2 separate regions of the Mus musculus genome follow, and region 1 is linked to region 2. The links are chromatin contacts, found by Hi-C or POLR2A ChIA-PET in ENCODE. All regions are on one chromosome and are shown on one strand. Each heading gives the region's core, a stretch centred on a gene start or an enhancer-like site at or near the end of the contact. The rest is flanking DNA. Distances are from core to core; before and after follow the strand shown. Region 1 holds the start of Slc30a9 (solute carrier family 30 (zinc transporter), member 9). Region 2 holds the start of Tmem33 (transmembrane protein 33).

The links. A loop is a pair of places that touch in the nucleus more often than their neighbours do. ChIA-PET counts read pairs that join two places held with the same protein, here RNA polymerase II (POLR2A).
Region 1: a map of gastrocnemius shows a loop between it and region 2 (6-fold over the local background). The contact joins the promoter of Slc30a9 here to the promoter of Tmem33 in region 2. A Hi-C loop is called at or near these places in 12 of 37 maps with a recorded cell type or tissue (T-helper 1 cell, T-helper 17 cell, adrenal gland and 3 more). POLR2A ChIA-PET finds 5 or more read pairs at or near these places in 2 of 5 experiments (Patski and embryonic stem cell).

Annotation. Positions count from the first base shown.
Region 1 is chr5:67,305,593-67,308,519 of GRCm38, reverse strand. Slc30a9 (solute carrier family 30 (zinc transporter), member 9) reads right to left here and starts at 1,565. Exons shown (of 18, transcript NM_178651.4): 1 at 1,323-1,565. The coding sequence starts at 1,425. RefSeq lists a cis regulatory region at 1,194-1,917.
Region 2 is chr5:67,259,264-67,262,193 of GRCm38, reverse strand. It overlaps Tmem33 (transmembrane protein 33), which reads right to left and starts at 1,629. Exons shown (of 8, transcript NM_028975.4): 1 at 1,388-1,629; 2 at 1,161-1,230. The coding sequence starts at 1,205.

The DNA.
Region 1 (2,927 bases), core at 316-2,815, 46 kb before region 2:
AAAAGGTGTTAAGTGTTAAAAACACTAAATTTTTTGTAGTAATAAACATCCTAAAAGAACTCTGCAAAGTAGTCCTAAATGAAGAGACTAATTACTATCTGAGCTACAGAGAATGGGACAAAGAGCCCAGCATTTTAGGCCCAGTGACAGCTACCCAGAATAAGAATTACAAATTACACTACTGCAACTCACCTCACCAACACTGAAGGGGCACTTTGGACAACATTTAACAGCCACTATATGTATATATATTTCTGTGTAATATGTTGAAGTTTATTTGGAGTTTTAAACAGAGGGCCCATTCTGTTCATAAGTGGCATACCGCCACCATGGGAAAACTAGCTACAGTATTCTGTCATTAACAACAAACTAAAACAGTGTATTGCAATCAATTCTTTTGCAACCTTAGAAACCAGCTTTTAATACGGTATGAATATATTCTACTTTATCTGCCCAGCACAGGAGTGTGTGACCGCTTTTATCAAAAAACCTGAATGGCTGCAGCTTTTGCCTTCCGATCCAAGTTTTTGAAGGGTGACTGTGAATGTTTGAGAAACGTTTCTGTAACCACTCTTTGCAAATCCCAAGAACCTGAGGGGCTCGGGTTAGCGGTGGATTTGGTCCTGTCCTCTCCTGGGCTCTGCTAGCAGTCCTCCGTGTCAAGCTACGGGAACAAGGGAGGTGAACAGAAACAGGACTTACACGTTTGATGCTACTTTAGAAACTCTCCAATAACTTGAATCTGACTGAGAAAGCAATGCTGACGAAGATGAAAACTCTCAATCCCACCCTGCGCCCAGGGTTATTTATGTACAGTTTCAGGAGACACTTTTGTCACCAAAAGGATTGTTCGATATAACCGCAAACTTCGGTGGGTTTCCTGTCCCCCAGACTATGCCCATTCGATAACTGTGAGAAGCCCTCACCTTAAGATCCGTATGTGACATCCACTTTGATTTAGGGAGATTTAAGAAAACGGGATGGCACTAAGAAAAAGTGTAGCGCAGGAGTACCTCACTCAACCTAAGCAGCAACAGAACTGCGGCGGCGGCCCAAGGGGACCCTCCAAGCTGGTGGAATCCGCCATTTCCCACGGCCTGTTTGGGTCACCCTGGGTCACCGCGATGTGCCCTAAGACCTCCGGGTCTGGAGGTCCGCCTCAGGGTGTCCCTACGCGGGTTGGCCGCTCCCCGGTAGCCGCGGCTCGCGGGGACACCTGTGAGGACCTTGCGAGACCGGCAGGCTCTGTCTGGGTTGGAGAAGGGCAAGCGGGCGGGCCAACTGCCGAGGCCAGGCGCGGCCTCCACCGGTCCGTCACTCACCCTGGCTGCGGCCGCGGGTCGCTGCCCGGCCGCCACCGAGCCTGCACAGCGCCGCCCAGCTGCACCTGTGCGCCGCGGCGGCGGCGGCCAAGCCCGGAAACATCCTGGCGGGGCAGAGGCCCCCACTCGGACACCACCTCCTGCCTCCGAGCCGCCTGCCGCGCCAACTGACTCCATAGACCGGACCCCGGCGAGCACGGATGTGTGCGCCGCGGCCGGCGGCCTCGGCGACCCGGAAGTCATGGGGGTGTGGCGCGACAGCGGAAGTGACGGAATATGCCAGCGGGGGCGGGGTGGGCGGTGCTTCTGGCCAGCACCGGGCCAGGACGGTGTGCGCTGCCGACTGTGCTGGGCATTTGTGAGTCCGTGTCGTGTCCCGGGAGACAGTCTTACGAAGCGCCGCCGGGGCGTGGGAAGCAGGAGGAGAAGGCAGGGTTTAAGCCTCTGTCCCCTTTCCTTTTGAACCCTCGGCACCGCTCTGTCCAACACCGTGGTCACCTTGCTGATCACTCAACCTCCGCTTCTCGGTCGTAGTATAACAAAATTAGAGGCGTGCATAAAATTTGAAGTCGCGGTACTATGTGTACGCGAAGATGGAGCAGTTTTTCAAACAGCCTGGTCCCAGAGAGAAAGAAACCTGAACACATTCGCCTGTTTTAACCATTACCATGTCAGGTTCATTCAGTTCTTAGCTTAAGCCTTCTTTCACCACCCTAATTATAATTAACGTGGTTCTCATTTTTAAATAGTTACCCTGTACACTTTTCTTCAAAATACCACTACTGAAATTATTGTCCCCCCGGAATAGAGAATAGCTATATGGACACTGGATCCTGTGCAGTATACGTATACTACTATATTCCAGGGGCTAAGTCAATACCTGTCTGGCCAGATAAATAGAATGGGATGCATGTCCAGTTGTTTTAAAGATTAATTTAAATCGCTTAGTGAAAGTACTGTAAAATAAAATTTTAAATGGAAAATGAGTGCACAGGGCCGAGGGAAGGTATAGGGAACTTTCGGGATATCATTTGAAATGTATATAAAGAAAATATCTAATAAAAAAATAAAGAAAATGAGTGCAAATCAGTAAATGGGGAGGAAACCCACCACTTTGAGTGGACTTGAGGCTCCCTTCACAGGAGGGAATCCACCTCTGGTAAGGTTAAGCAGGTCAAAAGCCCATGGCTAACAAGGTTGTGGTCTCTAGTAAAAGGCTATTGCAGCTATTTGGATAAATATATTATGGTCTGACACCCCTTCCCCCATAACTGTAGCCATTTTGTTCCATGCTTGCCAGTTATATTACTACTCTAACATGCCTGCCACTCACTGACCAAGAAGTGACTTGGCTCAAGAACATGCTGACCACATAACCATGGTTTTGTCCTGTATGTTCTGAATGTTATGTATGAGGTTTGCTAATCTTAAGAAATTCCATCAAATCAAAGGTCAACACGAACTGTTCTGTGTAAAACGGCTTGAGTTAGAGCTGACCACCGGACAGCCCTTCCTGCACCTACATATGAGCTCACTGTGGTTTTTGTGGCTGACAGTGAAGAATGCTTCTAATAAGCTAAAAAGTTATAACACTCATGCTCTGTT
Region 2 (2,930 bases), core at 380-2,879:
GGTCTTCTGCACGTACGTACACTCCATTACACAATCAAGGAGCTGAAGAGGCTGGTTTAAGTAGAGTGAACGGCCTGGTATATATAGTTCCACAACAAAATATTTTAATGGATCATGGGACTGAAGACTTGAGGACAAATTATTCACAGTTTCAAAGTATTAGGCCAGACAACTTCTTACTTACAAAGGGTGAAATCTATTTTTACAATGGCAAATCAGTTGATTCAGGATCATACCTAATTCCCCAAAGAATCAACATAAAATGGTTCTTGTGTCCTGAGAAGGGCATAATCAAAATGTAATTTCAGTTTCTAGAGCCTTCTGTAAAACAGGTCTAGACTTTTGAAACTAGGTGTGTCTTCAAAGCCCAGAGATAATAGAGGGATTTCCATGGACTGACTGGGAGTAAAGAGGCAGAACAAATAAACACAATGGCTGCTTCCCAAAGAGGGGAAGGGACAATGGACAGTTAAGGAAATCTGCACGTGAACTACAAAGTAGATTAAAATGCATCCATGTTCAATTCCCCAAATGTAATGAAGTGGAAAATAATACTTAAGTATTTTTGGGTTATCAAAAATCTCCAAATGGGTCAGCAAAGTTAAGTGCGTGTACACAGTACAGGGGTGTTGTAAAAAGCTTTTTAAAAAAAAAAAAATCAAAACTTCAATTTAAGGGCAAAAACACAAAAACTACCTCGAGTCGACCTGTAGATCAACATTTTTAATTATAAAGTTTACAAACGGGCAGTCCTCCTCTTTGTAAACGACTAATCAAAGAAACACACCACTCTCTCCCCTTTGCAAAATTTCTTAAAAGGCTTGAAGTAGGTACAAAGGGCAATACTACGACGCGCACCACGAGGCATGTGGGTTGAATAGATGGTATTTTCCACCTTGGGGGCCGAAGACGATCGGAGACCGCGGTGTGGGAAGGGGCAAGGAGGCCAACATCCCTAGCTGACAGGTGACAGCCGCCTGCTCCAGAACTGCCTGTTGTCGCCTTTGAAACAAACTTGGAGCTCCTCTGGCCGCCACTCGGCTCCTCCCTAACCCCAGTCCGGCAGGCAGCGGCTTCTAGAACCCTCTAGCCCTCTCAAACACTTCCTGCTCCTCGCCAACTCCGGCTGATGGAGCCGGGCGACCAGGCCGCTCACTTACCACAGCGCCCGCCCCTTGGGGGCCGTTCGGGGTCGTATCCGCCATGGGAGACACTCGGGAGCCCGGGACGCTGCAACAGCAAAGAAGAGCAAAACGTCAGTGCGGGGCGACGACCCTCCGACCTGCTTTCAGAGCCGGCAGGAACCCCAAACCCCCGGAGGAACGGGCCCTCCCGGACGCGTGCAGCACACAGCCGCAGAAGTCCCCCTATGGCGGCCCGGTAATACCTGCCCCGCTCGGTCCAGACCGAAGCTGCCTTTCTAGAAAGACCCAAGCGAAGGCGGAGCTTCGGAGAAAGGCCTTAAAGGGCCGATCGACGCCGCCGGTTCCCGGGGTTGCAAAACCGGAAGTGATCCTTTCGTTTCCACGTGAGTCAGGCGGGACGTTGAGAGTCACCGGGCGTGGTTTCCGGAGGCATGACGGGAAATGCAGTTTTTCTCCTTGTTTTGGTTCCACCTTCCCTACGAGCCAATTGGCACGGAAATGTTAAGTAAAACCACCGAGGCAACTTTCGTCTTAACCGGCACTCAGGCGATTTTCCTCGCTGGCTTCCGAACCTCAAAAATCTCTCTACTTCCATATACAGAAGCTTCAGAAATATCTATGATCTCTCCAGATAGCGATTCACCAAACCCTGTGATTTAGTTTTCTTATTTCAAGCACTAGTGAAACCGGCTATGTGACAGACGCTTGGAGGAAAAAAAAAAAAAAAGAACATAACACTGACCTTCTCAGAGACAATAGAGCAAAAACGACCACAAGCTGAGTTAATCAGGGGTTTCTGGAAAAGTAATTCTGGCCATAAATCTTGAAGGGAAAGGAAAAATTGTATATGAAAAGGGAAGGAGGTTCCAAATAAGAGAACAGAGCAGGTAAAGTAACAGAATGAATCAGGACAGTTCGGTGTGAACTGAATGAATGGGTCTGGGGGGGGGTGAAAGATTTGAACTGCTGAGAGGCAGGGTGTGTGGCAAGAAAAACATTACATGAGGGCACGGGAGGGGTTGGAAGGAAAGGGGAGAAATGATGAAGTTATATTTTAATTAAAAATATTTTTAAAGACTTATTATGTATACAGTGTTCTGCCTGCATGTATGCCAAAACTTCTGAACTTAACTCTGCAATCTAGGGAGCCAAGCTACAACTTTAAGCAGAAGTGTGACATCATCTATATTAGAAAGATCATAGGGAGGCCATTGCACACAACTAGGGAGAGCAATGAAATCCTGAATTGTGTGATGGTGTGGGAGAAAAGAACAGGAAAGAAGACTTGAATGTGGCTTCCATAATTTCATGTCTGGCTAGATAAAAGGTATGCAGGGGTGGGGGTGTCGTCTGCAGAGACCCGGAGAAGAGGCATAGAGAAAAATGAAAAAGAAGAACAGAAGAGAGAGGTGGAGGACAGGAAGCTGACTACAGATCTATACTCCAACTTAGGAACCGAGTATCTCTAAGCTCCTACTCTCTCAGAAGTACAATTGCCTTTATGATTCATGGCAGCCTAGGCGCCAGTCAGCTGCTGTCTAGGAGTCAAAGGATGCTCGGTAGAATGTTGTAAACTTTTCTTCTAAGGCCAATGTCCACATTCAGGTCCCCACAATCTCCAGTCTAGATTCCCTATCACCCAAGCTCAGCTAACACATTATCTTCTCTGCATTGCTGGAGTATAATTTGTCCCCTATTTTAGAATATTTATCATTGTCTAATATTTCTTTTTGATTATTTGTTTAATCTGGCTCTCCCACCATGTATGGGTAGTGTGTGTGTTTG